Regions from separate parts of the Homo sapiens genome. Here region 2 is linked to region 1. A link is an interaction called in ENCODE POLR2A ChIA-PET data of the cell type or tissue named here. Cell type or tissue: OCI-LY7. All regions are shown on one strand. Each heading gives the region's core, and the rest is flanking DNA. Links, peaks and the distances in the headings are about the cores only.

Evidence for each region. ChIA-PET counts read pairs that join two places held together with the same protein. Peaks named below come from ENCODE experiments on the same cell type or tissue, not always from the same donor. Only the 100,000 strongest peaks of a DNase experiment are listed, where the experiment ranks them.
Region 2: POLR2A ChIA-PET joins it to region 1 with 13 read pairs; 2 of 35 experiments call an interaction of 5 or more read pairs at or near these places.

The regions. Positions count from the first base shown.
Region 1 is chr3:14,452,358-14,468,673 of GRCh38, reverse strand. It overlaps SLC6A6 (solute carrier family 6 member 6), which reads right to left. Exons shown (of 15, transcript NM_003043.6): 6 at 10,592-10,724; 7 at 2,024-2,158; 8 at 718-821; 9 at 462-586. Among named protein-coding and RNA genes, the nearest start is that of SLC6A6, 58 kb to the right of the region's middle. RefSeq lists enhancers at 6,899-6,948, 6,752-7,273, 7,274-7,795, 7,796-8,317, 8,803-9,303. In OCI-LY7, for the core only: no CTCF peak of the experiment used is centred there; no DNase peak of the experiment used is centred there.
Region 2 is chr3:14,381,153-14,397,468 of GRCh38, reverse strand. LOC105376959 (a long non-coding RNA gene) reads left to right here. Exons shown (of 8, transcript XR_007095825.1): 4 at 416-560; 5 at 1,089-1,224; 6 at 3,948-4,080; 7 at 6,207-6,354; 8 at 7,079-7,727. It also overlaps the pseudogene RNA5SP124. Among named protein-coding and RNA genes, the nearest start is that of SLC6A6, 13 kb to the left of the region's middle. RefSeq lists enhancers at 2,419-3,158, 13,990-14,515. In OCI-LY7, for the core only: no CTCF peak of the experiment used is centred there; DNase peaks (open chromatin) are centred at 8,048, 9,068 and 9,329; H3K4me3 peaks cover 1,405 bases; H3K27ac peaks cover 2,500 bases.

The sequences.
Region 1 (16,316 bases), core at 10,372-12,871:
GAGAAATCGGTGGGATGGATGAATGCGTCTGCTTAGAGGGAGCACGCTGGGAGCAAAGTGCAAAATACAGAAACCAAGGCTGAGAAGGTGGTGATGGAATGCCGATTGGTGGCTGACTTGGGCCTGAGTTAGGAAAGTGGTTTCTATTGTGGAAACCAGGAGTTTGCTGGGGAAGGACGGGGGGGCGGGGAAGACCACACTAAGGTAGCTAAAAATTCCCCAACTTAACCACCCCCCATGCTTTTGCCACCCATCAGGGCCAAATTGCAATACAAATGTTTAAAATTTGGCTTTGTACTCTTTGAAATTTGGGGGATATCTTGGTGGCGGGGGGGGGGTCCATTTTAGAAACCAGGCTCGTCCCCCCTCAAAGCCCCCTGGGGTCTGGCTTCATGCCTGCAGTACTTGGCTTACACACTAGGTGGCAGTGCCCACCACCACTGCCACCGATACCACCGTACCTGACTCAGCCACATCAGCAATGTCCACCCCTTGCTCTTGTGCCATGAAGCCCAGGATGGAAAAAATTGCGAAGCCAGACACAAAACTGGTACCACTGTTCAGGCATCCCAGCAGCATACAGTCCCTAAGTTACACATATGTCAGGGAGCAAGTTAATTCACAACACAAGGAAGCCACGCTCCCTACTTCTCTTTTTCTTTAAACATCATCATCATCATTTCTAAAGTCCACCAGGCCCGCCGGCGCAACACTTGCCTGTACGAGTTATACTTGTACTTGTTGTAGCTCCCCAGCGAGGTCATAGCCCCCAGGCAGATGGCATAAGAGAAGAATATCTGAGTCCCAGCGTCAATCCACACCTATGAGGGGGAGGGAGGTGGCAAGGAAAGAGAGGAGGGCTGTCAGAGCTGGCTTCCTGGAGGAGGCAGCGAGGGTTATGTCCACCTGGCGATGGCCTGGGGACGGGACCTTGCACATGCAAATGGAACATTTATGCTCGAATCCAAGGTGCCTTTCAAGGCAGTACTGAGCTGCAAGGAGCCCCAGAAATCAAACACCCCACCTCCCAGCGACCTAGCATCAGGGTTAAGAGGATTCAGAAGCAGATGGATCTGGATTCCAACCCTGGAATGACAGTGGGCAAGTAAATATCACTCCTGCAGTTTATAGATAGTTTTCACATCTATAAAATGGGCTCCTTTGCCCTACCCCATAGAGCTATTTCCCAGGTTCAAAGAGTGGCGATTCAGCCCAGTGCCAGTTACATGGCAAGCCCGTAAGTCAAGGCTGCTGTCACCACCATTGTTGTTACTGTTTGCAGACCCCCGAGTTAGAATGCAGAAGGAGGTCCCAAGGAACTATGCAGGCAAAGCTGCTCTCCAGAATCTTCACTAAGCAGCTCGTTCCCAGCTGTCCTCCAAGGCTGGCCAACCCCTCTCACAACTGTGTCCTGTCCAGGGGGAAGGGTGGTGGGGAAGGAGAGCACAGGCCCTTGGGAAGCAACCGGAAGGCCCTGGGGATTCAGGTCCTCAAACAAACCCAGAAAATCTCCCAGGGCTTTCTCCACCTCCCCAAGGTCACAAGGCTGAGTGCCAGAAGGTGTGCTTTCGGTATCTGCCCGTGGACCCTCCAAGGCCATTAACTCTGAATTCCACCCTCAGCCAAGGAAGCCCGCAGCTCTCCAGGCCCCGACTCTCCCATCCCCAGGATGCAGCAGCCCTTGTGGCTGCAGTGGGCAGAAGCTGGGTCCGAGCGGGAGACTTGCTCATCAGAAGATTTCTCCCCCTTGGTGCAGGGCCTAAAGCAGCCTCTCTAAGTGGCCACCCTCAGACGTCCTTGACATGAAAAGAGATGCACACAGCTAGAAAGGTCCATCAGCACCGTGGACAGGCACACCCGCCACAGGCCCGGTGGAAAAGTACCAGGGGGCGGTGGCCCAGCTAGACCTGTGCACTGAAGAACCACGGAAGATGTGCTGCCAGTGGCCTCTACATCCTGCCCTGTCCTGTGCCGGCCCAGCCCTGGATGGGAGGGAGGATGGTGTGTCCCAGCCCCACAGTACCTGTGGGTCCTCAAGGCGGGTGATGTCAGGATACAGATAGAACTTGATGCCTGCGCCCGCGCCCGGCAGCGTCAGCCCTCGGACCAGCAGCACCAGGAGCATGGCGAATGGAAAAGTGGCTGTGAAGTAGACGACCTGCAAGGGCGAGAGGGATTCAGGAGGCCATGGGCATCACTTGCTGCTGCTAAGTCTGAGCATCCTCTCAGAGAGGCAGAGGGGAGCACTGGTCAGGATCAGGAGTTCTGGAGCCAGGTTTGCTGTCTTACTTGCTGTGCGGCCTTTGGCACATTGCTTAACCACTCTGGGTCTCAGCTGCCTCATCTGTAATCTGGGTATATACAGGTACCTACCTCACAGATTTCTTTTTTTTTTTTTTTTTTTTTTTAAATTTGAGACGGAGCCTCGCTGTCACCCAGGCTGGAGTGCAATGGCACGATCTCGGCTCACTGCAACCTCCGCCTCCTGGGTTCAAGTGATTCTCCTGGCTCAGCCTCTCGAGTAGCTGGGATTACGGGTGCCCACCACCATGCCCAGCTAATTCTTGTATTTTTAGTAGAGATGGGGTTTCACCAGGTTGGCCAGGCTGGTCTCAAACTCCTGGCCTCAAATGATCCACCTGCCTCAGCCTCCCAAAGTGCTGGGATTATAGGCATGAGCCACAGCGCCAGCCCACCTCACAGATTTACTGAGATTAAATGAAAAACATCCTATAAATAGTTTGTCCCAGGCACCATCTAAGCACAAAATACAGTGGTGGATAAGACAGAAAACAAATCCCTGCCTTCGTGGAACTGACATTCCAGGGCGTAGAGGTGGAAAAAGCAAAATCAGAGAGTAAGCTATCAAGTGCGTGTGTAGAAGCCTCAGCCCAGTGGTTGCCAACCATGGCATGTGCCCATTGCATGCAGGTCATATTAGTTAACAACTAACTACAATGTTGGTATGATTCCTATGGTTAGGGATCAGATAAGCAAGGGTTCAAATCCCAGCTCCGTCCCCTCATTTGCTGTGTGATCTTAGGCACATTGCTTAACCTCTCTGGACCTGTTTCCTCATGAGTAGAATTCAGATAAGAGTAATAGAAGCCCCTCAACAAGGGGTGAGCTGAGGATTCAATAGGATGATGCTTGTAACACTGCCACTCAGTAGGTGCTCCAGAAAGAGGGCCTGTTGTTGACACTGATTTTGCTGGAAGGACGAGACCTTCAGGGAAGAAAATGAGGCCTCTCAAAGGCCCTTAACTGGGAATAGGAAAGGCTCCCCGCTTCACCGGGCCTCTGGGAGACCCATGGCCTTCCCTGGGTCACACTGCATGTTCCAGACAGGCCAAGATCAGGTGTGAGGTGGGGACTAGAAACGATGTGGCCATCTCCTCCCAAAGACCTTCTCTCCTCTTGTCCTGCAAGCGCTGTTTGTGGCTTCAGTTCTCATGGATGGATTTTCCCATCTTATTCAACACAAGGAGTTTCCAGACAGAGATTATGCCTGGGAGGAGTTCGAAGGTGCCTGGCTGAATGGACAGTTCGATCCTAGTGTTTCAGGCAGGGCACTGGCTGAGTAGGAACGTCCCAGGCACAAGCCCACTTCATCCTCACCATGCCCCCCAGGACGGTGGTTTACAGTGGAGAAACTGAGGCTTGGTGGGCTTTAAGGACGTGCCCAGGGCATCAACGGAATCCAGGATTTGAACCCAGAGCCTGTGGAGGGCTAACCTCTGTGCAGAAAGGCATGAAGTGTTTTACTTCGACATGCAGAAAGTTCATGGTGGCCACCTTGAAACATTGAGACTGGTTGGCAGAGCCCTGGGCCGCATCTGGGGATCAGGGGACCTTGGAGGAACCACTGCACAGTCAATGCACCCATTTTACAGGAGAGGAAACTGAGATGAAGAGAACAGGACAAATGTGCCCATGGAGTTGGGGGTGCAGTGCCAGGGCACTGCTGGGGCCCAAGTATGTAACAGACACTGACCAATAGTGACAGAGCCCCAAACCTCACCTAGCTGGCACCACGACCCTCGACAGAGCAAATTCTTGTGGCCATGATCCCTTTGAGTAGAAACAATGAGAAAGGGGCTTTGGAAAAGGGCAAAAAGGAAGCTTTCAGGGCCTGCTTAGCTCAGCTGCCCTCAGCCCAACAACCCCTAGGCAGCGTTTATTGAGCACTTACTGTGTGCCTAGCACTGTTCCAAATGCTGTGACGTCTATTTTCACTGGCCCGTGCCCTAACCCTCTGAGGTAAGTTGTATTACTATCTCCATTTTGCAACAATAAAACTGAGGCCCAGAGAGAGTCCATCACTTGCCCAGGGTCACGTGGGCTTAAGCAACAGAATGGGGACCTGCCCCACAGCCCACACATAGCAGACCAGCAAAAAGCCTCCCACAACTGGCAGTTTACTGATTCTCCCCAAGACCAGAGGGCAGCCAGTAGGGAGGCCCTCAGGTCTGAAGCCAAGCTTAGAGGCTGGCTTGCCATGAGACCTCCAGGAAGCCGCTGTCCGCTCTAGACTGTTTCCCCACCAGGAAGTAAAGGGCTGGGACCGTAGGAGCTCTGAGGTTGCCTCCCACTCTGCCACTCTAGGTCGAGGGGTAGAGAGGCTGTGGGTCAGCTGGGGAGCCACCTCTACCAGGGGTTGCACGCTGCCTCTGCCACCCCTTGCTGGTGACCTGGGCCTCAGCTTCCCCATCTGTCCACTGAGGATAAGGGAACGCTGACCTTGCTCGATGGCCCCTGGCCTGCGGTGAGCATTCAAGAAGCCTCTTTGGCCGGCACTGTCAGGATGGCTCTCCGACACTGACAGGCTGGGCCCTACTGCTGCCTCTGCCCCCGGGCGTCCTTTGTTCCTCCAGGCCTCAGTTTCTCCAGCCACCGTCATCTCTTCTCCTTGAGGCCAGGAGCCTACATGATTTCCCGAGGATGGGAAGGCAGACGTGGAGGGCGGGGGCACATCAGGAAGCCACAGAAGGGGGGAAAGAAGTGAAAAAAGAAAACCAACCTGCCTCTCCCTTCCTGAGGACAGGCGGACAGGCGGCCAGGCGCCCCGACCAGTTCCCACCTCTGGGGCCCTTTGTGGGCCACACCCGGGCTGGCGAACAATAGCTGCTGACAGCAGCCCCGCAGGGGTCTCCAGAGGGCGGCCACTTCAAAGCCAGCCAGGCCTCCACTGGGCCAAGCAACCCAGTGGTCTGTGACCAGAGGGCTTTGTGTCAGGGACAGGGGTGTGGAGGTGGCTTTCTTTGTTTTCACGTAGTTAGTTTATTTAACAAGCACTTATGCAGTGCGGATTTTGTGCGGGGCACTCAGCTAAGGGCTTCGTGAGTTTTAACTCATTTAATCCTCAGACAACTGAGAAGAGCCAGGCATCAGCCTCACCTGCATTTTCTAGATGAGGAGACTGCCCAGAGAGGTGGGGGCACCTGCCTGCAATCACAGTTACTGGTGGTGGATGCGGGATGGATCCAGGCCAGCTGGTGTCAGGTCCCCACACCTTTGGGATGTGTGTCATTGTTCCTCCCCAAATCCTGGTCACGCCACCTCAGCCGTGTGAAGGGAAAATAAAATCTCAGGACCCCAAACTCACTATGCAGAAGGAAAAAGTTAAGCTTGGGAAGTGAGTCACACACACGCACAAAACCGGCCTGCTTTCTGTTCTTCAGCAGAGAGTTGTGAGATACAGGCCACGTATCTCCCCAGGCGGCCTCCCTCACCCTGACAATGTAAACTCACAGCTCATCTTCACAGGTGCCGGACAAAGAGACAAGAAATGAGCCATCCACCCACACATCTAGGCATGTGTCTCCTTCCTCCACCGTGTGTACACACCCTACCCTATGGAAAATGTGTGTGTTCTCTACCCTATGGAAAATGCAGATTTGCTGAGAGACATCGTGCATAATTACCTGAATTACCTGTTCCTCTGTCCCTTCCTGCTGTTTCCCCTTACATTTTTTTTTTAAGACACGGTCTCTGTCGCCCATGCTAGAGTGCAATGGCGCAATCAAAGCTCACTGCAGTCTCAACTTCCCGGGCCTAAGAGATCCTCCTACCTCAGCCTCCTGAGTAGCTGGGACTACAGGTACGCGCCACGATGCCCAGCTAATTTTTGTATTTTTTAGTAGAAACAGGGTTTTGCCATGTTGACCAGGTTGGTCTCGGACTCCTGAACTTAAGCAATCTGCCCTCCTCGGCTCCCCCAAGTGCTGGGATTACAGGTGTGAGCTACTGTGCTGGGCCTCCCCTTTAGTGTACTGAGGTTCTCAAAACTCTCTTTGGAAAAAGTGCAGGCCACAGATCCTACTGTGGCTCAGTCTCTTTCCTGAGCACATCTTCAACCTTGGCAAAATAAACCTCTAAGCTCATCGAGCCCCCTGTCTCAGATGGGTTTTGGTTTACAGTAGCAGGTTTGAAAGCCACCCTTGCTTTGCAGAATCTGCTGCTCCGAGGACAAGCCCCTGAGAGCCATGCTTTCAACTTTTCTGTGGCTCCCCCGGGATCCCCAAGGGACAGGCTGGTGCTAGCTGCTGCCAGGGGCCTCTGGTGGTGGCCCAGCAGGCCTTGCTGTGGGACGTGGTATTTTTCCACTCTTGCTGGTGAACCTCCGTGGCTCCTCTGAGCCCTAGACCCAAAAGCCCTGTGGCCCAACTGTCCAGGAAACTCACAAGGACAACTTTTCTCCATCCCCTCTGGGCAGTAGAAAAGAGGGTGGCTGAGCAGCAGGGGGAGCCGGGCATCCTTTGGGAGGTAAGTGTCTGGGCAGCAGCAGCAGCAGGGGGAGCCAGGCATCCTTTGGGAGGTAAGGGCCTGGGCAGCAGGGCTCGCCATTGATCCCAGAGATCCTAGGCAGGCCCTAAGGATCCTCAGCGCCCTGGCTGTTGGTGAGGGGCTTCACTAACTCATTTCACATAAGGGGAAGGTGAGGCTGAGAAAGTGAAAGGGCCTTGTTCAAAGTCATGCAGTCTGGGGGATCCAGAGCTAAAAGGACCTGGCTCTGACTACCCCCTGCTTTGTTTTTAACCAGGCAAAAAGAGCTGCTCCGGAGGCCAACAGCGAAGAGCCCCAGCCTCAGTGAATGTCCATGCTCACTCCGGGGCCTCCTCCCCTGTGCGTCTGCAGGGCTTGCACTTCCTGTGTGAGTGTCTGGATCTCTGCCCCCTTCCCAGACCCCACTCTGTGACAGCAGGGACATGCCTGCCACACGCCCTACTTACTGCATCCTCAGGCTGGCACGGGGGTGGGCACAAGAGGCGGAAGAGTGTGGGGCACCCAGGTCGGGAGTGGGGCCGCCTGGGTCCAAATCCCAGCACAGCCACTGACAAGCTGTGGGATGCTGGGCAAGGTAATGAGCCTCCTTGAACCTGAATTTCCCCATCTGTAAAATGGGACTAATAACTGCACATACTCCAAACCATGAGGAGGATTCAATGAGCTACCTAGCAGCACTGAGAATGCTGCCCGGCACTCACAGGCTACTGCGCTTTCGCCACCGTTATCACTATTTGTTGAATGGATTAATGGCAGCCTAGTTTCAACTTCCTGGAATAGTGAAAATTACAAAAAAGGAAACTGCAACCTAGAGAGGCAAAGTGACTTGAACTCAGATCCTGAGCCTCTCAGGCTGGGGCTCTCCCTCCATTACCCTCCAACTCCTCCTTGCTGGACTAGACACGAGAGCAGGGCCTTGGCAGGATGAGGTCCATCTGCTGCCTGTGGGCCCAGCCCCCACGTCAGCCACAAACCTGGTCTGTGGCCAGGGCTGGAAGCCATGGCCAGCGAGCAGGCAGCCTCTCAGCCATGGGGCTTGAGGAAGTTCACAGAGCCTGACTGTGTTTGTCTTGGCTTCTCTGGCCTGGCCCAGGCTCTGCTATTGTTCTGGGAATCACGCCCACCCCTGGGAGGCCTACAGCCACCCCACGAAGGAGGTTGTTGCTAAGGGTGAGAAGGGAGGACCCGTGGAAGATCACGTCTTTGCTCGGCCACAGCTGCAGCCTGGCACCCTCTCTCTGGCTTTGACACTATTCTCCTGTATTCTGCATTATGTCTCAAAAGTTGCTCACTGTCCCTGGCGGACATCAGCCTCCTCCATCAGACTGGGTGCTCCCCAAGGGTCTGGGTCAAACACACCTCAGGGCCTTTGCACAGGCTGTCACTTCTACCTGGAGATTTTCCCCTCCACATACTCACCTGGCTCAGCCCTTCACTTCCTTCACATCTTTGCCTAGAGTCACCTTCTTGGTAGGTCTTGCCTGGCCACCCTATTCAAAATTGCTCCCAACACTCCCCATTCTCCTTCTCTGCTTGACTTTTTCCCATAGCTCGCATCCCCATTTGACTCCTATATATTTTTCCCATTCGTTTTGTTACAACCTGACTCTTCCTGCCAGGCCATCAGCTCCTGGAGCACAGGAATTTTTGTCTGTTTTGTGAACCACTGCATGTCCCCCAGCCCTGTTTCTACAAAGCACCTGGCACACGGTAGAGGCTCAAAAAATACTAGTGCGTAAGTAAGTGATGATGTCTCTAGCACTGCTCAGGACCAGTGCTCCACAGAAACTTTCTCACTTCTGTGTGGGGAAACTGAGGCAGAGTGAAGAAGGGCATGGTGGCATGTGCCTGTGGTCTCAGCTACTCAGGAGGCTGAGGTGGGAGGATGGTTTGAGGATGGCTTGAGCCCAGAAAGTGAGCTGAGATCAAGCCACTGCATTTCAGCCTGGGCAACAGAGCCAGACCCCACCTCAAATTACAAAAAAAAAAAAAAAAAAAAAAAAAGAAGAGAATTAGCATTTACAGAACCGTCTGTGCCAAGCATTGTGCCAGGTGTTTAACACACCTCATTTTAACCCTACTATCACCTATTTTATAGAGGAGGAAACTGAGGCTCAGAGAGGAGGAAGTGACCTTGGACAAGTCACTTGACCTCCCTAAGCCTGAGTTTTCTCATTGTTTAAAGAAAGGAATAAAATGGTGTGCTTGTGAGACAGAGAACCGGGGTAGCACAGTGAAGGTGCTCTCCAAGGAGGTGCAGGAGTTACCCATGTCCCCTGCTCCCGCCTGTTCCGGGCAGGACCGTGCTCACTGGTGGGCACGGGCAGGTGTCCAAGGCCTGGACTGCTTCCCTTCCACCCTTGGCTTCAGGATGGCAGGGTGGTTCTGCCCCAAGAAACAAGCAGAGGGCACTGTGTGTGTTGGAGGGGGGTGCACAGGATCACCCCCATTCTACCTCTTGCAACCCTGGAGTCCCAGGTCTTGCAGGGTAAGTGACTGGAATAATTACTTGGATCTCTACAAATCTATGATTTTGCCTCTTTGGGGGCTCTTTATCCAGGGAGACACATTCCTCAACCCTCAATTCCACTGTGTGGCTGGGGCAGCTAAGGTCACTGCCCACAGCTCCATCTGGAATGCTACCTTAAGACGCTCCTTTGACTTTTGGGGGTTTTTTGATCTTAAAGAGACGTTCCCTCTTTTGGGATGTGAGTCACTGGGGAAAGCGTTGACAGGGCACTATCTAAAGGCAGATGAGCAAACGCCTTTGTTCTTTATAGCTTAGGGCCCTGGGTTCAGGCTCACACCTGTGATCACAACATACCCCCGCACCAGCCTTTGGCATCAGCAAAGCCATGACAACAGCCAGTGTCTAGGTTTTCAGGGAACAGTTCAGCTCTAATTAGTAACAGGTAACATTTCAGTTATGGGTTAACATTTCCACTATTGCTAATGTATCAGTTATACCTAAAACCTTAAAATTACAAGCTAACATTTTACATTTGTTAATCACTAACATCCTAGTCACTATGTGACATATTAATCAGCAGCAAACACTCCAGTTATGAATAATACTTTGGTTAACAGCTAACACCCTGGCCATGAGTGGATGATTTAATTATCAGCTAACGCTTTCCTGAACAACTAACATTGGAGGTGCCGGCTGAAATGTTAGTTATAACTCAGTTAATCTGATTTAGCAGCTAAAATCTAAGCCAGTGCCTCTCAACCCATAAAGTGCTCTTGGATTATCTGGGGATAATGTTACAACGCAGCCTTGGAGTTTGTAGGTTTGGGGCAGGCCCACGAAGCTCCCTGCAATGCTGATGGGAATGCTTGTGGCCCCCTCTGCAAAGCGAGGGTCCATGCTGTGGCTAATGGCTCTTACCACGGTTGCTGGCTAACCTCCTGTTACCAGCTAACCTATTTATTAGAAGCCCAACATTAGTTATCTGCTACCATCTGCACTGACTGCCAATACCTTGAGATGAGAAAGCTGTGGTGGATGGGGCTAGCTCGTGTAGGCTCCTGAGAGCCTGGCTCTTCAATATTCAGGAATTCTGTGAGCTGGTCATTAAACTGTGGACAGCTTGAAAGCAAACATGGTGGGAGCACTGACACCATGAAATGGACAAACGCTACAACAAACCTGAGTTTTACTTTTTTCCAGAGGGCGGGCTTACCAGCACGCCACCACTGGCCACCTCCCTCTTGGGGCGTGGCTAATTGCAGGCGGGAAGTGGGGGAGAGGGCCAGCCTGGCACAGCTCTCCAGGAGGCAGGGGACGGACAGAAGTCCAACTTACCTTCCCAGTGGACCTGACGCCCTTCCAGATGCAGAAGAAACACACTAGCCAGACTAAAAGAAGGCAGAGAGCGAGGTCCCATTTCAGAGAGCCTGGGTGGTCGATTCCAGGGGACAAGCTCAGCACGTTGCGCCTTGAAGCAAACACAGAGCCAGGAGTCAGTGAGGGGCCTGGCCCTGGAGTAGAGAGAGCCAAGGCTCGGACATTAACAGGCTGGGGGTCAAATCCCACCTGAGGCGCTGCATTTACATAAGTCACCTCACCTTTCCAAACCCAGGAATCCCCATTTGTCTTGAGACAGAGTTGTTGGAAAGAAAAGAAAAGGATAGACTCAGACTCCAGATTCAGGCAAACCCAGGTTCAACTTAGTCTGGCCTCAGGCAAGTTAAGGAACCCCTGAGCCTCAGTTTCCTCATCTGTGAAATGGGCACTGATTTTCTGTTGGGACTTCAGCAGAACCTTCTTCAGTGCCAACCGTGGGCCAAACACTAGGTTCAATTCTCAGCTCTACTGTTTGTTCCGTCACTGACAGAACGAAGTTAGCCAACTTTCCCAGACCTCTGGCTCCTCGTCTATAAAGTGTTGCCCTCCCCCAATATTGTCCCTTATTATTTTATTCATCCCTGTGTAACCTGGATCTCTCACTAAAATGTAAGTCACACAAGGTCCTAAATTCAGGGTCTGGGATGCAGCTAGCACTTGATAAACCTTTGCAGATGTTAACTGTGGTGTTCAGATGCCCAGGGAAGTTTCAGGCACACAGCCGGCACCTAAGCAATGCTGGTTTCCTCCCCTGCCCTGCCAGGGTTTTGAGGGTCTCAGAGAGAGGCAGGTAAACGGTTTTAAGGATAATTGGCACGGGACAGTCACCAACCCTGCCCAGGATGACACGGCAGAGCGTGGGTCTTTGGAGTCCAGACTTAAGCCTCCCACCAATCCGAGCTGATTCCTGCTGCCCTGCTAAACAAGCACACAAGTACCTACTCCCAGACATTCTTATGGATGACAGCATCTGAAAGCAGGCCAGGGCGATGCAGGGTACTGACAGCCCAGGCCATGAAACTTGATGCCCAGAAGTGGCACCCATGGTCCCAGAGCTCTGACTGCTGCAACAGTGATCGAGGACAGCCACGCTGAGAACAGAGACATCGGCCCTGCCCACTGGGCCTCCCAGGTTACCTGTCCACCACAGGCTGCTGGCCACAAGAGACAGGGTCTGCATGCTCCAGGGTGTTTGCGAACCCCTGGAAGAAGCTGAGTTTCCTTCTAATGGGAGTCAGCTCCCTGTCTGAAGGTCACACTCCCATGCAGGAGGGGCAGGGAGTGAAGTGTGACTCTGTGCCTCAGTTTCCCCTTTTGTAAAATGAGAATAACAGCTCCTGCCCAGGATGCTCTTGGGGAAGCATTCTGGAACATCCCAAGCTTTCAGCCAGTCCGTGGGATTACCCCCACAGTCAGGGCTCTGGTTCTCGGAACACACACCAGGCTAGACCCTTTATCATTTTTATTTTATTTTTTTTAGAGAAGCTTCAACATAAGGACTTTGAATAAATCCAAGATTCCCTTCTCAACTGGTATTCAAGCAAGGCCTTTCTTTAGTTTACTGCTGTGTTCCCAGCACCTAGAACAGCATCTGGCCCATTGGAGGACCTCAATAAAGACCTGTTGAGTGAATGAGTGAATGAATGGACTCAACTGGGAGGACAGCAAGTTCACATGTCACTGTAGGACCGATCCGTGAAATACTCCCACTAACAGCCATAAGACAGGACAGCTTTTCTTTGCCCTCTTCTTGCTGGTCACAGCGACATCAGTGGGCTCCCCCTGGCACCAGGGATGTCAACATGATAATGCTGATGGACGAAATAAAAGCTACCAGCAACCACCTGCTTTCCAAGGCCTTTTCAGTTTATCTCATCTGATCCCAGGAGTAGAGGCCATTCACCCCATTTTACAGATAGGGAAAATGAAGGCTTGGTGGGTCCACTTGCCCATGGTCACAGAGCCAGCAGGTGACACAGAGCTGCCACCCCAAGCCCACACCTGTCTGACTCCAAAACCAGTGCTCTCTCTACTCCACTACACTGTTGGTCTGGTTTTAAGAGAAAACAGAGCCTAAATTTTAACAATCTCTTCAGTCCTCTGCTATATGCTGATTTAACAATCTCTTCAGTCCTCTGCTATATGCTGGGATCACCTGGCACCTTGGGGCAGGGGGCATCCCTATAGGGCAGGCTGGCGGCCAACCACATCCCAGCTGGGGCCCTGCCAAGCATGTGGATCTGGCGCCTGCCACGGCTTTAAAACAAAAAGCCTTTCCTCATTCTGCAGGGCTCAGCACCTTCAGTGAAAGCCAGGGCAGGCTGGGCAGTGGCCCAAGACTTCCTTGTGAATGGGCAGCACCAGGAGAGGAGGAAGAGCACCTTTCCACCATCTCCCAGGCCCACCAGGTGCACTATCCTCCGTCTCAAAGGAAGCCTCCCTGAGGTTCTGGAAGACTCACTGTAGAGCCCCTGTCTGTCTTCCGCTGTCCTGTCCCACGCTGGGGAAATGTCTGTGTTGCCCACCAGACCCTGGACATCCCAAGGACAAGGGCTTTATATGCTGATAAGATGCCCAGTCACAAGACAGCCTTTCCTTTGATTCTTCAGGGCAAGCTGGCTGAGAAGCTTAATACTCCAGAGCCCTGATTCTGACCATACCCAGCCTGCAGCCAGCTCATCTAACAGCATCTGCCCTTCTCCTACCACCATGCTGGTCAAACCAGTGGTGCCCAATACTGATGGGAGGCTGCCACACTGACTTGTTCGGGGCAGCTGACCAGCTATGGAGTCTACAACAAAGAAAATGAGTCCTCCGCCTCCTTCTCCATTGCTGGTGGTAGTCCCTTTGTAGGACCTCATGGTGCCATCCAGGGACGTTTGCTTTGATCAGGCAATTCCATTCCTAGGATTACCTCCTATAGTTACATCTGCATGGGTGGCCAGAGACATAGTACCCCCCTCAAGCAGTGCTGTCTGTAGAGTGAAAGATTGGAAATGACTCAAATGTCCATCAAGAGGAGCTTGTAAACTGTGGAGCAGGCACACACTGGAATACAATGCAGCGGTGTAAAACAGGAAAGTTCTGTGTCCTACTAAGGAGCTCGGTCCTGGAGACAAAATGCAGGAAAGAAGCAAGGTGAAGAACAGTGCATGAGACATGCTCCCTACCGTGTAAAGAGGGAGGGAGACAGAGACACATTTGTACTTGAATACACACACACTATTTTTGGCAGGACACACAAGAAGCTGGTGGCAGTTGCTGCCTGTGTGGGGGAGGGGGATGCACTTTGCAAAGTATTTTTGCACTATTTCAATGTTTTTAATGTGCACATATCACCTTTATAAAAGTTATTTTAAATTCTTGAAAAGCTTTATAACGGGCCACGTGAACATACTAGGGCTGAAACCAATGTATCTCATCAATCAGGATTTGTCACAACACAGCCTGACACAGGCTCAGGGCCAGAGCAACCGACATTCTTTCCAAAGACATCTCGGGCAGCCATGCAGGCTGAATCTCAGGCAGGCCCCTCCACAGTCCCTTCCGTGTCTGACTTCCAGGGTCTTCCCAGCCAGAAAGCAGCCGATCAGGATCCCAGCCAATCCCTACCCAGCAGTGAGGGCGTGCTCAGTAAACTGTAGAGTGTCGTGCCGAGGGAACGCCATGGCGCCCTGCCACTCACCTGTGCCTCCTAAGTACCCCAGGAGGAAGCTGCACAGGCTCCCCACAGTGTTAACACAGCTCTCCCAGCACAGTCTCTGCCCCTGTCCAGGCCCCTGACGCCCCCAGGATGATTTCCAGCAGCCTCTTCGTTGGTCTTCCTCCCTCTACTCCTGCCCCAACAAGTCAGAGGGAATCTATCAATACCTATGTCAGGCCACATCCCTCCTCTGCTCCACGTCCTCCCAGGGCTCCCGCTCCCCGGCCAACACGGCCCTTCTGACCCTGCCATTCAGACTCACTTTTAAGAGCGAGGGGGTGCCAATTAGTAAACACACAGGTGAACGGGTGTAAAGGGGAAGTGTTCTGGGCAGGCTGCGGGTGCGGGCGCCCAAGCCCTACCCTCATCCCCCAGACTGCAGCATCACTTCCTCCTCCTTCAGCCACCCTAGCTGCTATCTGGGCCATTCCCTGAACAGGTCGAACGCGATCCTGCCTTAAGGCCTTGGACCTAACTGCTTCCCTCAGCCACTTGTTCCAAAACTCCCTCGCTCCTTTCCTTCAGGTCTCTGCTCAAAGGCCACATCCCCAGGGCAGCTGTTCCTGGCCACCCTCTGTAAAAAACATCCCTGGTCACTGTCCTTCCCCTGCCCTGAGCCTATTTCTCATCACTTATTGCTTTTATATTATAATTGTACATGTGCTATCTATTTAATGTCTGCCTGTCCCACTAAAATGTCAGTCCCAAGAAGGCAGGGTCTATGTCTGTCTTGATCACTGAACAGTGCCTGGTACCTAATAGGTGCTCAGCTGACATTAATTGAGTAAATTAATTATACCCATTTGGTTGATGGGGAAACTGAGGCTGAGACAAGTTCAGGAATGCACCTGAAATCACTCAGATAGAAATCAGCCATGGACCTGGTTCCTTTTTACTGATGCCACCCTGGGGCCAGCCACCTCATGTGCCGGGCATGGTGCTGGCCTTGGCAAGGGCCCCATCATCCCCAGCTTCCTCGTCTGTCTCATACAGAGGGAGGAGACTCCGAGGTAAGCTGCATTCTTGTCCAAGAATAGTAATGATTCACTCCAGGGTGGGATCCAAAAAAGAACTGCCTGGACGTCTGTTTTGAGTCGGCCGCCCTGCTGCCGTCCAGCCGGCACTCAGAGATGTAAATACGTCCTCCTAGCGGGCCAAATCGTTTCCTTTTGACTGCACGCCAGCCATTTATTGGCCATGGCTCTCCCCTGGAGACTAGCAGAGGCAACAATTATAAAAGGGCCCGTCCGCCCAGAGCACGGGGCCGTGCAGCCTTTCTCCACCGCCTCCTCTTTCCGACAGCTGCAGGGGAAGATTGGCTGAGCAGGCCTTGTTTGCAAATATGACTCATTTCTTTGATTCTAATAAAGTCTAATGATACGTGCCGAGCTCCCAGGGGGTCTGGAGGAGCCTAGGAGGAAGGCACGGCTCCAGCCTGATGGAGGGCCTCTGGCCAGGTCTGGCCCCGCCTGTCCTCCAGGGCGACCTTGGGACAGAGGTGACCCCAGACAGCAAGGAGAAGCAGGGGACAAAAGCTCTGCTTCCCCATCCCAGAGCAACTCGGCGCTCAATTATAAAGCCAGCATGAAATGACTGTCTCTGGGGCCCCAGCGGCTTCTCATGAGGATCTGGGAAAGTGCAGCTCACTGGCTTCTGCTGAGAATGGTGACTTAGCACTGCACACAGGGTGGGTGTAGGGGGTCCAGGCCGAGAGAAGACCCCAAGAGTAACCTGGGAGCGGGGAGACACACATGTGGCACAATGTGACCTGTGACCATGGACTTGGGCTCCCAAGCCTGGCCCGGGCTCTGGGCTGGTGGCTGGTGGGGACACAGACAAAAGGTTAGCTGGAGGCAGGATGCAGTGCTGAATGCCAGGGCTGGAAGCTTTGCTCCTTCTAGCTGTGCACGTGACCTCGGGCAGGGCACTGCACGTCTTGCATCGTCAGTGTCCCGTGGCCCCCTGCAAAGCACATCCCTG
Region 2 (16,316 bases), core at 7,912-10,411, 69 kb after region 1:
AGCCCATCTCCACTCCTGGGACTCTCTATGGCATATAGCCATTGCAGCAAACAATTTGGTAGTTTCTCTTCTTTTCTTTTCTTTCTTTTTTCTCTTTTTTTTTCTGAGACAAAGTCTCTAAAAAATGCTGTGTTGCCCAAACTGGCCTTGAACTCCTGGGCTCCAGTGATCCTCGCACCTCAGCCTCCTAAGTAACCGGGGCTATAGGCACACCACCACACCCAGCTACTCTGGCAGTTTCTGATAAGGTTATAAATTTATTGTAAGATTAAACACAACACTATGAGCCAGCAATTGCACGCTCAGGTAATTGGCCAGAAAGAAATGAAAATATTTGTTCACCCAAAGACTTGTGAATGGCAGTGGTATTCATACAGTCCAAAACGGAAACAGCCCTGGTTGTATCTATCAATAGAATGGAAAAACAGATGGAAGGACTGCAACTCACAGGTGAAAAGGAACCGGCTACGAGAGGCTCCAAACCAAGGGAGCAGCGGAGTTTGTCTCCAAAACACCGAGCCCAGTGAGAGAAGCCAGAGCCACAGACCAGATGCCCTGCAGTGGGTCCCTTTACATGGCCTTCAAAGTCAGGCAGAGTGAATTGAGGGCCATGGGAATAGGAGCAGTGGTTGCCTCCAGAGGTGAAGTGGGATGGGGTGAGGTGGTGTGGGGTGGTGTGGGGTGGGTGGGGTATGAGAGAACCTGCGGGATGGGAAGGGGCTCCATCCTTACCTGGGGCAGGTCACTCCAGTGTGTGCTGTCGCGTTTCACTGTAGGAAGTGTAGACCTCAGTAAAAATCCCAAGGAAAACCCCCAGACCCACTCAGGCTTCCTTCCTGCTTTGAACCACCTCATGGCCCCCACCACACTGCCACTAAGCCACACTCCTGGCAGCCTCTGAGATACCCCCTACCTGACCCTCCGCCACTCTCCTCCTCTGCCTCCCTCACTCCCAGCCTCTCTGGCCCCCTGGCTTTCCCTCCAACTCCAGGCTCCCCTCTCTCTGCCTCAGGGCCTTTGCCCCTGTCTTGCTCCCTGCCCCAGGCTCTTCCCCTCAGCCCTTCCCAGGTCTGGCTCCTTCTCCCTAGGCCTCAGCTCCAGTGTCTCATCCCCAGAGACCTTCCCAGACCACCATGTCTCAGACAGCCCCGGCTGCCTCCTGCCTGCCCTGCACCAGCCCTGAGCCATCGCCTCATTTTATTCTCATTCTAACTTGGATAATGGGTGAGTGGACCTTGATCATTTACATATTGACCTGTTTATGTCTGTTTTCACACTAGACTGCCCACTTCATGTGTCCCCAGGGCCTACAGCAGTGGCCAGCCCCATGGCAGATGTCCAACAAATTCTGCTGAATGAACGGAGCTGGAGCTGCCTACAATTTTCCCCCACGCTCCCACCCCCATTCCACAAACTGCAAAACTAACCATTTGTTTAGCTATGGAGAAAGGGGCCAGTCTTTAAGACTGTGCATTCGGCTCCACCCACAAGAGCCCCCTCCCCTCCCCATCTCCCCTGCAGAGACCTGGTTCCAAGCCCTGAGTGGATCCTTAGTGGCTGTGTAACCCAGAGGGACCTCCACCTCCCTCTGCCTCAGTCTCCCCATGGATGGCATGAGGTTAGCCAAGGTGACCTTCCAGCCCTGCTTCAACTGAAAAGTGCATATACTCACGACAGGATGTTGTTAACATACGAATTTGACTCAGCAGGTCTGGGGTGGGGTTGGAGATTCTGAATTTCTTATTTATTTATTATTTTTATTGATTATCATTATTATTATTGAGATGGAGTTTTGCTCTTGTTGCCCAGGCTGGAGTGCAGTGGTGCGATCTCGGCTCACTGCAACCTCCGCCTCCTGGGTTCAAGTGATTCTCCCGCCTCAGCCTCCCGAGTAGCTGGGATTACAGGCATGCGCCACCATGCCCGGCTAATTTTGTGTTTTTAGTAGAGATGGGGTTTCTCCATGTTGGTCAGGCTGCTCTCAAACTTGCGACCTCAGGTGATCTGGCCACCTCAGCCTCCCAAAGTGCTGGGATTACAGGGGCGAGCCACTGCGCCCGGCCTTCTATTTATTATTTATATTTATATTTATTTATTTATTTATTTTTGAGACAGGGTCTTGCTCTGTCACCCAAGCTGGAGTGAAGTGGCACAATCACAGCTCACTGCAGCCTCGACCTTCTAGGCTCAAGCCATTCTCTCACCTCAGCCTCCCAAGTAGCTGGGACTATAGCCATAAGCCACCATGCCCAGCTAATTTTTGTATTTTTTGTAGAGACGAGGGTTTCACCATGTTGCCAAAGCTGGTTTCAAACTCCTGAGCTCAAGCAGTCCACCTGCCTTGGCCTCCCAAAGTGCTGGGATTACAGGTGTGAGCCATCACATCCCACATTTTTATTTTGTTTATTTTTTTATTTTTATTTTTTGAGACAGTCTCGCCTTGTCGCTCAGGTTGGAGTACAATGGTGTGATCTCGGCTCACTGCAACCTCCGCCTCCCAGGTTCAAATGATTCTCCTGCCTCAGCCTCCTGGGTGGCTGGGATTACAGGCGCCTGCCACTACACCTAGCTAATGTTTGTATGTTTAGTAGAGATGGGGTTTCACCATGTTGGCCAGGCTGGTCTCGAACTCCTGACCTTGTGATCCACCCCCCTCGCCTCCCAAAGTGCTGGGATTATAGGTGTGAGCCACTGCGCCCAGCCAAGCCAAAAGCCTACAGCACCCGTTATTCCCAGGTGGTCTCCCATCTAAGTACTAACCAGGCCCAAACCTGCTTAGCTTCACGAGATCAGGCACGTTCCTGGTAGTATGGCCATAGACTGCTTTTTTAACTAGAGACTAGGTGTCTCTATGTTGCCCAGGTTGATCTCAAACTTCTGGGCTCAAGCAATCCTCCAGCCTTAGCCTCCTCAAATGCTGGTATTACAGGTGTGAGCTACTGCGCCAAGATTCTGAATTTCTAACAAGCTTCTGGGAGACACCCCAGGCTGTGGGTCCACAAGCCACAAAAGGAGTCCTGAGAATGCAGGCGAGAGGCTCTCAAAGTCTGGCCCCCAGACTAGCAGCTTCACCTGGGAACTTGTTAGAAAAGCAAAGCACCAGCCCAACCCAGACCTCCTGAATCAGAAACTCTGTGGTGGGACACAGTCCTATCTAACAAGCCCTCCAGGAGCTTCCGAGGCAGCTGGCGTTTCAGAACCACTGCTACAGGAGGTACCAGTTCTCAACCTTGGTGGCCCAAGGAGAAACTGAAAAAAATCTGATGCCTGGGGTCCCACGCTCAGAAATTCTCATTTAAATGGGCATGAGATGGTGGTGGCGGCTGCTGCTTCTTTTTCTTCTCCTTCTCCTTCTTCTTCTTTTCTTCTTTCTCCTTCGTTGTTTAAAATAAAGCTCTCCAGGCAACGTGAATGTCTCATCAGTGCCGGATCCTTGAGCTAGAGGGTGCTGGGCCTCCAAGCATTCCGGTGGCCCAGACATCCCCAGGCAGGCCTGATTCCTCTGCATTCTTGCCCAGGCCTCCCAGTGACTGCCTTCTTATATTTGGTTATTTCTCCCTCCCTCCCCAAACACAACAATTCAAAATATTCTCAGCTCCCAGACCATAAACAAAGCGGGAGAGGAGAGTTCCCTGACTATTTTGTTCCCACTTATGGCCTGATCCAAGGCTGACCTGATTGGGCCCTCGGGACTGGTCATCTGAGCCGGGGTGGGGTGGGCCCCGTTCTCAGGCTGCCCCAGCTCCACTCCTGGATTCCCAGGATCCCTCAGCTCTAGATGACCCCAGGTATTCCCCAAAGCCACTTCCCCAGGGAAACAGAGGTCAGCAAGTGACTTGTCCCATGACACAGCGCAATGCCCAGAAGGTCCCTCTGATCTGTGGTTTCTAGCCTTGGGGGCAGATGTGTGGGATCTGGGATTCAGAGAGATGTGTGTTCAATTCCAGGATCTGCCTCTTACCAACTGTGACCTTAGGCACAGGATCAGCCCCAAATTGAGCCTCATTTTGTCCATCTGTAAAATGAGGATGGCACTAGAGCCCCGTCTAGGGTGAATGTGAAGGTCAGAGCCTGCACAAGGTGAGTGTTCATAATTATCACTGTCATTCTGATGATTTCTGCCAGGATGACAAAACCAGCAAGAATGAGCAAGAAGAGAGGGGCAGGGGGCACAGGAGGTTGTCCATCTGAGTCTCAGGTGCTTGACCTGGGCCCAGGGGCTCATTCTGGAGTATGGGAAGGGAAGAGACAGGTCCAGGTTACCAAAGGGGATCCTAGACAGGCCCTGGGGAAGGAGAGAAGTTAATACCCTTGTTGTGCAAGTGGCACCTCGGGTGGAGGTGACATTTGCCACATGGGAACTTGAACCTGGTCTCTAGAGGCATTATCATCCCTCGTGCTTTGATGCTATTTGTAGCCTTTAAGCCTGTTATTCTACACTTGTGTATTGAAAGGCTCGGGCCCAGCACTTTCCTTATTTGATAAATGTGTTGTCCCCTGTGGGTCAGTGGTCGAGAAAACCACTGGGATGACACCAGGACACCCCTGACACTGGCAGAGTTCTACCCCGAGACAACAAATGCTGCAAATACTGTCTCAGTATTGAAAAGTTATATGTCAGGCTAATACGCTGTTAGGTACAAACCACCCTGCCCTCCCGCCTTGGTGTGCTTATTTTCATGGTGAGCTGGAGGCCAGCTTAGAATGTAAATTCCCAGGCTCCTTGGAGCTGGATCCTGCAAGCGGTGGCTGGGGAGTGCCAGCCCCCATCTGAGGCCCTGGCCTGTGGCCTGCCCCTCACCCCTCCTCTCCTGCCATTCCAAGCTCCGTCCTACCCCTTGAGCAGCTCTGGTCCATGCAGAGGGACAACCCACCTTCCATTCAAGCTCAGCCCCCAAGCACAGCCCACCTTTCCCCCCTAAGCCTGGGTACACACCAGTGTGCCTCTCCGCCCTCAGCTGAATGAATGGGGGAGAGGCCCACGGGCAGGGACTCTGGGGCCTGGGGTACCCAGGGTTCAATTTAGAAGCTAGAGGGCGCTGGCTTATGATGGTCACATCCCCTGGACCCTGTGGAATGTGTATATGACCTTGTGGGAAGGTGTGCAGCCACAGGAGGGCCCCTCTGGGAACCCATAGGCATGGGCTCCTCTGTCTGGGGCCTAAGGGTAGTCCTAGTGCCTCCCACACAGCACCAATGCAGAGCCGAATGCAGGAAAGGGCTGGTCATGGAAAGACATACAATTTGTGTTATTATTATTATTTTATTTATTTATTTATTTATTTTGAGACAGAGTTTTGCTCTTGTTGCCCAGCCTGGAGTGCAATGGTGCGATCTTGGCTCACCGCAACCTCCGCCTCCCAGGTTCAAGTGATTTTCCTGCCTCAGCCTCCCAAGTAGCTGGGGTTACAGGTGTGCACCACCATGCCCGGCTAATTTTGTATTTGTGGTAGAGACTGGGTTTCACCGTGTTGATCAGGCTGGTTTTGAACTCCTGACCTCAAGTGATCCACCCGCCTCAGCCTCCCAAAGTGCTGGGATTACAGGCGTGAGCCACCTCGCCCGGCCTCGTATTATTATTGATGGTGACATGGAAAGCCTCCAAGGCTGGCCCTACATAAGACAGAGAAAAACAGGAACTCACAATCCGGCAGGGGGAAGGCATGAATATTTACTGAGCTCCTACTGTGTGCCAGGCACTGAGCCAAGTGCTCACAGATGCTCTCTCATGGACCTCTCCTAATAGCCTGGGAGGAGGGATCCATTTCGTGGATGAGCTGGGATTTGAATCTAAGTGTATCAGACCCTAAGCTATGAGCCCTGCTCCTTCCCGTGGGCCAGAGGAGCAACAAAAGCTAAGAGGAGATGACAGAGCAGCAGAGATAGGGCAGGAAGGAGATCGCCACACAGCCAGGACGAGGGTGAAAGGGGTGTCTGGTTTTGGACATGAGCCCTATGACCTCTGTCATTTACTGTGTGACCTTACTGACAAGATGCAGGACGGCTGCCTGCAGGCACCCCGCTTTTCCTTACTGATGGACTAGGGAAGTGAGAAGGAAAAAAAATCTTCACTTGGGTTATAATAACCTTTTGTGTGAGCCAAATTTTGCCCAAGTCCAGCTGCCTTGGAGCACAGTCATAATTCTGCAGTCCACCGGCTGTCACTGCTCGTGCTTACGACACACACACTGAATCTGTTTGTTCAGCCTTCAGGGTTTAATGCCCTGCTGTGTCCATGTGCTCAGCTCATAGCCACCATGCATGACTTGGGACTTCTGAATGGGACCAAGAAATATCTAACATGCGATTTCCTGGAAAGCACATAGGAGTTTGGCCCAGATCCAGACTTGGCAGGTAACTTGCTGTGTGACTGTGGACAAATGACTGAACCTTTCTGGGCATCAATTCCCTCAAACATAGAGGGAAGGTGGGCAGGGATGGGACACCCACCCCTGAAGCCTCAATCATGAGAAGCATCCCAGAATGAGACGTATTCAGGTAATAAGGGAGTTTTTCTCTTTTTTTTTTGTTATTTAAAAAATGGATATGTAATAGTTTTATATATTTTTGGGGTCCATGTGATATTGTGATACCTGTATATGATGTGCTGTGATTAGATCAGGGTAATTGGGATCTCCATCACCTCAAACATTTATCTTTTCTGACCAGGCATGGTGACTCACACCTGTAATCCCAGCACTTTGGGAGGCTGAGGCGGGCAGATCACTTGACATCAGGAGTTTGAGACCAGCCTGGCCAACACGGTCTCTACTAAAAATACAAAAATTAGCCGGGCATGGTGGTGTGCGCCTGTAGTCCCAGCTACTCCGGAAGCTGAGGCAAGAGAATAGCTTGAATCCTGGAGGTGGAGGTTGCAGTGAGCTGAGACTGTGCCACTGCACTCCAGCCTGGGTGACACAGAAAGACTACATCTCAAAAAAAAAAAAAAAATTCTCTTTTCTTTGTGTTGGGAACATTTCAATTCTTTTCTTCTAGCTACTTTGAAATATACAATAAATGATTGTTAACTATAACTTCCTTATTATAAATTTTCCCTTTTCAATTCTCATTTATTCAGTTGCTCAATCAAGAAGAAGCTGCCAGGCACAGTGGCTTGTGCCTGTAACCCCAGAACTTTGAGAGGCTGAGCGGGGTGGATCACCCAAAGTCAGGAGTTCAAGACCAGCCTGGCCAACATGGTGAAATGCCGTCTCTACTAAAAATACAAAAATTCGCTGGGTGTGGTGGTGGGTGCTTGTAATCCTAGCTACTCAGGAGGCTGAGACAGGAGAATCCCTTGAACCCAGAGGCAGAGGTTACAGTGAGCCGAGATCGTGCCACTGCCCTCCAGCCTGGGCAACAAAGAGTGAAACTCTTGTCTAAAAAAAAAAAGAAGAAGAAGAAGGAGAAGGAGAAGGAGCGGGAGAAGGAGAAGAAGAAGAAGAAGAAGAAGCCTCAGTGAAGTGCTCCAGCATCTTCACCCCCTTGGTCACTTGCTCATCTCCTTGATGAACAAAAGCGGCCCCAGATCAGAGCCATCGAGCACCTGCAGCCAGCAAGGTTGGCTGGTTTTCATTGTGTGCATTTTTAAGGCGTCTTCTATTTATAGAAAGGATTGTGGTCTTGCATTTGTAGCAGCGATGAAAGCTTTACTTTTTGGCAAAATGTGTGCAAGTTGTTTAGAAGTGAGTCTGTTTGAAAAAAAAAATTAAATGAATAATGATTTAGGAGGTGAGTTTGTTTCCTAGGGCTGCTGTGATGAAGTGCCACAAACCTGGTGGCTTAAAACAACAGAAATGTGTTCTCGCACAATCCAGAGGCTGGAGTCCTAAGTCAAGGTGGTGGCTCCCTCTGAGGCTCCTGGTGGAATCCTTCTTTGCCTCTTCCTGGCATCTGGTGGCCTCTCTCAGTTCTTGGCGTTCCTTGGCTTGCAGCTGCGTCACTGCACTCCTGGCCTCTGTCATCACATAGCCATCTTCCTCTGTGTCCCTGTGTCCAAATTTTCCTCTTCTTATAAGGACTCTAGTCTATTGCATTAGGACCCACCCTAATGACGTCATCTTAACTTGATTACATCTGCAAGGACACTATCTCCAAATAAGGTCACATTCACAGGTAGCAGGAGTTAGGACTTCAACATCTCTTTTGGAGGAAACACAACGTGACCCATAACAGATGGGTTGCAGCAAAAGGAAAATTTATGCAGGAAGACCTGACAGCTAAAAGTCTGGGGAGAGCTGCTCAGGCCAATCTCTTGGGAGAGGGACTCCGGCCCTGTGCAGGGTGGCTGGGGGCGACTTGGACAATCCCAACGTCTCTCCCTGAGTCATGGTTCCCTAGGATTTTCAAACTGGGTTCCATAGAGTCCCTAGGAGATCTGGGGAGATCCAGATCTCCAGACACCCAACATCACCTCCACTTTGCTCCAACCACTATAGGGGCAGTGGCAAAATTGTTTGACTAAAAGGCACCCAAATAATTTTAAAGATAAAAGCACTTTAAAATCATCAGGTTAGGCCAGGCGTGGTGGCTCACGCCTGTAATCCCAGCACTTTGGGAGGCCGAGGCAGGTGGATCACCTGAGGTCAGGAGTTCGAGACCAGCTTGGCAAACATGGTGAAACACCATCTCCACTAAAAATATAAAACTTAGCCGGGTGAAGTGGTGTGTGCCTGTGGTCCCAGCTACTCAGGAAGCTGAGGCACGAGAAACACTTGAACCCGGGAGGTAGAGGTTGCAGTGAGCCAAGATCTAGCCACTCCACTCCAGCCTGGGTGACAGAGCAAGACTCTGTCTTGAAAAAAAAAAAAAAAAATTAGGTTAGAGGATCTGTGTCTCCTCCCAGCCCCACACATTCTGATTTTAATGTACCCTCCTGCTCTGGCTAGGAAGAAAGGACCAGGGCTGCTGCTTAATTTTCTCTGGGAAGAAAGTGTCTATTTGCCTGTTTACACAGATTTCCCCCTCAGGAACGGTCCCCGTCTCAGCTGCAGAGGAAGCAGGAGAACTCAGCTTGGGCAGTGTCGCCTTTTGCTCCCAGGCTTCCACCACTCTGGGGACCTTTCAGTTCCTCTGACTCGCAGCTGCCTCCCTTCTGACCACAGGGAGCTTGCTCACACTGTTCCTTCTGCTGGGAACATTCTGACACCCTTCACTTGGCAGGTTTCTGTGCATCCTTTGGTCCTGTCCTTGGGGAAGTCTTCCCTGGTACTCCCTATGTGAGCAAGACCCCACCGCATTCCTGTTTCATAATCTATAGAACCATGGTTCATCCTGGGGTCCACATCAGACTCATCTTAGGAGCTTCTTAAAGAGATGTCTCACCCCCTGAGATGGATTCATGTGGTGTGGTGTGAGGTCCAAGAGTCTGCCTTTAAGAAACTCCCCAGCTCACTCTCATACACAGCCAAGGTTGAGAGTCACTAAGAATTATAATGATCCAGGCCAAGTGCAGTGGCTCATGCCTGTAATCCCAGCTCTTTGAGAGGCCAAGGTGGGCGGATCACCTGAGGTCAGGAGTTTGAGACCAGCCTGACTAACATGGTGAAACCCTGTCTCTACTAAAAATACAAAAATTAGCCGGGCGTAGTGGCGGGCACCTGTAATCCCAGCTACTTGGGAGGCTGAGGCACAAGAATTGCTTGAACTCAGGAGGTGGAGGTTGCAGTGAGCTGAGATCACACCATTGCATTCCACCCTGGGCGACAGAGTGAGATTCCATCTCAAAAAAAAAAAAAAATTATAATGATCCAAAGAACCCTCTATCCACAATTTCCATATTCAAAAAGTTTTGAAAAACAAAACAAAACAAAAACCCAAATTTGGTGGCAAAACTTGAAATTTTGTGAAACTATTTAGAAACAATTTAGCTCATATACTGTGGTTCTTTTTCTTTTCTTTCTTTCTTTCTTCTTCTTTATTTTTTAGAGATGGGGCTCTCGCTATGTTGCCCTGGCTGGTTTTGAACTCCTTGATCACTCAAGTGATCCTCCTGCCTTGGCCTCCCAAAGGGTTGGAATTACAGGCTTGAGCTATCATGTCCAGCCCACCTACTGTGAATAGTCATAGATTTTGCTGTAGAAATATCAATGTGATTGATTATGGGAAGCGACTCCACACCCCACTGGGGTGACGTGTAACACTTATGGAACATGCTCCGAGTTGTCCTTCTGATAGCCAGGCACATTTGGACTCAGGAACTTGGAAAGGGAACTGTGGACTCTGGGCTATAGTTGATGATGGCTGACTTTCTAGACTGTGTCCATGTGCTGGGCTGGAGAGAAGTACTTTACGCGCTGTCTTCTCAAATCCTCATTACCTGGGAAGAAGGCATAATTTCCAAACACATTTCATAAGGAGGAAATCAGAGCTCAGAGAGAGAAGTAACTGGCCCAAGGTCTGACAGCTAGAAAGTAGGAAGGATGGAGTTCCACCCAGGCAGGCCCCAAAGCCCCTTCATTTCACAGCCTTGGTCCTTAAGTGGAAACATCATTTGAGGGATGGTGCCTGTGGCATCTGTGTGTGCTGCTAGTTGGGGTGAAGACCAGGTCTGCATGGCTTACCATCGGCTCCTGGGACCCAGCAGGGTGTCTGGTGTGTGCTGGGGGCCCAGAGTTCCCTTGGGCCAGGGTGGCAAAGCTGGCGCACTTGTCCCCTTTCCTCGGAGACCTGCATTTGGCCAGGTGCCCTGTGCCTTGGCCATCCTTCAAGCCCGAGGGACAGATTTAGTGCCCTTAATCCTCCTCTTCAGTCAAGCCCCTGCTTGTCACCGGCCTGCCTGGGACCCTTGGAGCAGCCCTCCTGGTGAGGCCTGTCTCTCCAGTCTCAAAGGCCTGAGCTCTACCCGTAGAAAGGAGCCGAACAAAGGTACCTCAGTCTGGGTCTGTGGAGCGGGTGCTGGACTGGGAATCCACCTGGCCGTTTTGTTCCTACTAGCTGGGTGACCACGTGGCAGATTGGGAAGTGGCCATAATACTTGACAGCCCTCCCCGTCAAGAGGCAGGATGCATCTGGGCTGACCCTGTGTCTTGCTTGGGGTAAGAGAATGTGGTGGGAACATGGGTGCCTAGAGGCCTCTCAGCTTCTGCTCTTGACACCAAGAGTAGCTGAGATTACAGGCGCCTGCCAACACACCCGGCTAATTTTTGTATTTCCCTTGCCATGGGGACCAGAGGCCATGTGGGGGGAGGCCCACCCGCTGACTACCTGCTCATAAGGAGCCCCTCCAGGCCAGCAGCAGACCCACCCAACTGAGCCAAGCCCAGACGGCCAACCTGCAGAACTGACAGCCAAATAGATCTTTATTGTTGAAACCCCTTACTTTCTGGATAGCTTGTTACACAGATTAAGCTAACAAACACCTTCCACTCCAATCCTCTCTAGGCTGGTGAGGAGTAAATAAGATGACACTTTGGACAGTGCCCGGCACAAAGGATGCCCAATAAATGCTGATATTCTCCTGCTTCTGTGTCAAAATACTTGTTATCGACCCAAAGAAAAGGAAGGAAGCCTCTCCTCATGGTGATTTTTACTACTATTACATTTCACCCGGGACTGGTTCCCTTCTCCTTGCCTTGGTTAAGGGAGAGGCTCCTGTTGGTGCTTTGGGGTTAGATGTCCCTCAGGAAAGCCTTCCTTGACCAGGGTGTTAGACCATGGGGAACTCACAAGAACACCCAGGAAAAGCATTCATTAAGAGAGACAAGAATTCCAACTTCAAAGGAGTCAGTCTCAGAAGAGGAGCTCATAAAAAAGCCTGAAGAGGAATGGCAGGAGGCTGAAGGAAACCAGAAGACGGAGTGTCATGGAAGCCAAAAGAAGAGCGTGGGAATCAGGAGGGAGGGAGGTGAACAGAGTCGAAGGAAGGTTCAGTGCAAGAGGATTAACAGGTGATGTGGATGTGCCTACCTGGAGATCAGCCCTCCCTGGCCCTAGCGAGATGGGATTCCATGGAGTGGAGGTGCTGGAAGTGGCTCAAGGAGGAAGCCACATGCACACGTGAAGGGCTGAAGCACATGCATATTATGTTTTCAAACACTGTCTTATGTATGTGTTTCTTCAGCTTCCGTCCAGGATTGCCTTCTGTGCTAGGGACTGGGGGTGGCAGAAGTAAATGGGACAGTCTGCGCATTTCTCTAAGAGATGTGAGGTCCATCAGGAAACACAAAGATGAAGGAGGAATGAATAAATGACAGATGATGAGTGAAGTCTCACTGGGGACCCCACCAAGGGACCCCAGCACAGAGAGTAGGGCAGCCCCACTGGCATGTCTGAGCTGTGTGATCTTGGGCAAACGACCTCACCGCATGGGCCTCTGCGTCCTCACCTAGATCGTGGAGCTGGGACAGTGCCCAGCACTTTAGGCTCTTTGGTAAGGAGGAGCGGTGAGATCCCACAAAGGGACAATGCTGTGGGTGTGAGCGGCTCCCCTTGGCCGGCAAAGCCTCCAGGGAGCTCTGCGCTTCACCTTTTTTTATTTTTATAAAGCATGTCTGGGCGGGTGTGGTGGCTCACGCCCTGTAATCTCAGCGCTTTGGAAGGCCTAGGCAGGTGGATCACGAGGTCAGGAGTTCAAGACCAGCCTGACCAAGGTAGTGAAACCCCGTCTCTACCAAAATACAAAAATTAGCCGGGTGTGTTGGCAGGCACCTGTAATCTCAGCTACTCAGGAGGCTGAGGCAGGAGAATTGCTTGAACCTGAGAGGCAGAGGTTGCAGTGAGCCGAGATCGCACCACTGCACTCCAGCCTGTGCGACAGAGCAAGACTCCATCTCAAAACAAACAAATAAACAAAAACCATGTCTGACCAGGTGGATGCCTAGTTTTATGTTTCTTTTTAGAAAGAAAAAGGAAGTGGAGAAAGGCTTACATGGTGGGGGGTGGGGGGAGGCAGGAGGAAGGAGAGGATGGGGGTAATGGCAGCAGCAATGTTGTCTTTGTTGGCCATCAATTCGTTTAATCCTCACAATAGCCTAATGAGACTAGTGCTATTATTAGCCCCACTTTGCCAACAAGGAAATAATCTACCTGGGAGTGGGTCAGAGGCAGGACTGGAATCCTGGCTGCCTGACTCCAGAGGAGGCACAGAGTTGGTGCCTGTCTGTGCAGACAGCGCCAAGGATCAGGAGCTCACAGCCTTGTGCAACAAAGGGTTGAGCCCTACCTTCTCGAGTTGTCTAGGGGCCTCCCATCTCTTGGTGCTTTCCTGCTTCTCTTTTTTTGAGATGGAGTCTGGCTCTGTCACCCAGGCTGGAGTGTAGTGGCACGATCTTGGCTCACTGCAACCTCTGCCTCCTGGGTTCAAGAGATTCTCCTGCCTCAGCCTCCCGAGTAGCTGGGATTAGAGGCATGCATCACCACACCCAGCTAATTATTTTGTATTTTTAATAGAACCAAGGTTTCATCATGTTGGCTAGGCTGGTCTCGAACTCCTGACCTCAGGTGATCCTCCCGCCTCAGCCTCCCACAATGCTGGGATTATAGGCATGAGTCACCACGCCTGGCCGCTTCCTGTTCCTTCTTAGGGCTTCAAGGCACCAGGTGGTCAGTCCCAACTCAGTCTCTCCCCCAGGCCCCTGCCACCTTTGGAGACTGTCCTAATAGGCGCCCAAGACCCTAGCCCTGACTTGGGTCCTACCTCCCTGCCAGCAAAACTGGCCTGTCCTGTGTTCCAGGCTCAGGGCCACAGCTGGGCCAGGGCTCCCTGCTGTGGTCATTTCTAGCAAGGGGGCAGGAAGGGAATGGTCATGAGAGTGTGGCTCCTGGGAGTCCCACTAGGCCATGTCCTGGGTGCTTGGGCCTTCTCTGTGAAATGACATCCTGGCCAGGACCCCAACTCACAGGGCTCAGCACCTGTTCCTTAGGGCTCTCCCCTTCCTCCAGCCCTTTTGGGCACGATCACTGCAAAGGCTGAGGGGTGGGCTCTCAGGCCCGGGGCTAGGGGCTAGGAACAGCTTGATGCTTTGAGCGGGCACCAGCCAGCCTCCCAGTGGCTCCCTGGAATCTTGTGGGAAAAGCACCTGTGTGTGAGCATAGAATGTGCCATGGAAGATGCCAGCCATGGCCCGGGAGAGTTAGAGGCACTGTGATCCTGTTCAACTCAGTCATTGCCTTGGGTCAGGGGTGGAGCTGACTTCAGAGCTGGGCCAGGCTGACCCCTCTGTCAGGAAAGCTACAGCTTCGTGGGCATGGGGGCCTTGCCCAAGACCACACACAGGTGAGTGGAGGGGAGGGGAGGAGGGGTTCATCAGCGTGGTCCTTTCCAGGCATAGCAGTAGCGCTGATATTGCCACCCCAGAGCTTGGAGCCAGGGAGAAGGCTGTTCCCTCTTTCTGCAGTGCTGTTCCCACAGGCCCCCTGCGCAACCTCCGCCTCATGCTGGCAGCTCACAGGACTGTCTCCCAACCTCCCCGGTCCGTCTTCCCTCACCTCCTCTCTACCTCCCAGGGTCTTTCCTGAAGATCTCCATGGCTGTTTCTTCAGGCTCTGTGGGGACTTTCTGCATCCCCTCTCCAGGGCAAAGTTCACACTGAAGCTGTGCTTGCCGTGTGTTGATGCGTGTCACCCTCCGGACAGCTCCATAAGTGCAGGCTCTACCCTCCCTCCGTAAAATGTGGTCTCCACGCCCCCTGCCACGGGGCCATGTGGACCTCCCATGGTCCACCTGGATCAGTGTGGGGAAAGAGCCTGGAGCAGACCTCGTGCCCGGCCAGGGCCCAGCATATGTGGACACTGTCACTGTGACTGCTAAGGTCCCAGTTGCACAGACAGGGAATGGGCTCCAGGGGCAGAGGACAAAGCTCATCAGGACAGAGCTGGTGGGGTGCAGCAGGGGTGTTCTGGCTCCCAAGTCCACCAGGACCACGCTGTTAACCTTTCCACGATTTGGCTTTCACCCATTTACTGCATTCAGTGGATGTTGGCCCAGTGGCGTGGGAATCTGAGACTGAGATATTGCACGTTTGATTTAGGGTAGGCAGAACTTTCCATCTGTGCTATGAAGTGCTGATGTGGGTTGCCAGGGACAGAAGGGACTTCCTTCCTGGGTGGCTTTCTCCCAAAAGAAATGGCCCCACAAGCCTCAGCCTCCAGAGCTGTCTCTGAGTCTCCCCTCTGTGTCCACAGCCCTGCACCAGCCTCCTCCATGGTCTCCTGGTCTCCTGGTCTCCATCTCACTCCTCTGGTACTCTCAGCTTCTCTAAGATGCTTCTGCCCTTATCCCTATAATCTTCAGCAGCTCCTCTTTGCCTGTGAAACAGAGAACAGTACTCCAGCACTCCGGTGGCCTTCAGATCTGGCCCCACCCTCCTTTCCAGCTCTCCTCCTCCTTCTTCTTGCCCACATGTGCCTGGTGCTCTGCCCTCCTTGTCCTTGCTCCCTCTGTGCCCCACCTGACACTTTCTCCACCTCCACTGAAATCCGCTCCACGCTCCAAGCACCGAGCACTACCCCTCTCCGTGAAGCCTTGCTGTATCTCCCCGCCCAGCGGAACCTCTCACACACCAGGTTCTGCCCATCCTGCCCTCGCAGACTTTCCACTTACAGAGATTTGAGGCTTGGACCAGCCAGGAGTGGGAAGTCATTCCACCACTCTGATTTTCTATTGCCCCATCTGGAGAATAGGGTTTGAGGCCACCAGCTGTTCCCCACACCTGCTGGAAGGCCCAGATGCAAAAGAGCCTCACCATCTCCAAGTTTCAGAAATGCACTATGTCCACCCCTGGCCTTGTCTTCCAGTGGCCGCCCCCTTTCCTCTTGGCCAAGAGAACTCTTATTTAGGGGGAGGGGTAATAGGCACCACCACAGGGGACCTATCTGTATTGGTTCAGCAGTACCAGCCATCCCATTCTCTGTGGCCAACAACAGGCCTGTGGTGGGCATGGGACTAGGTTCTGGCCAATGAGACATAAGAGAAAGTCTGCGTGGGGCCTTTTGGGAAAGATTTCCCATCTGGAGAAAAGAGGGATTCCTCTTTGTGCAGGGGGAGCATCCATTTCCCCACTTCTCCCAGCTCCAGGGTTGACCAGTGAGAAAGTTATGTGCGTGCGTGCCTGCATGCGTGACTGTGTGTATATGTGTGTGCCTGTGTGTGCATGTGTGCCTGTGTGTGTGTAGGGAGGTTTTGGGGGCAGGGAGAACGAGGGAGAGATTGAAGGGGCTGAGATCAGAGGAGGCAGGGGCTGGATGACATAGCCTCACAGGCCATAGCCAGGACCTTAAATTTTATTCATTGTACCCTCAACCCTTTTTAATAAAAATGTCCTAAAATATAGAAAAATTTAAAGACTATAGAATAAGCACTCATATATACCCAACCT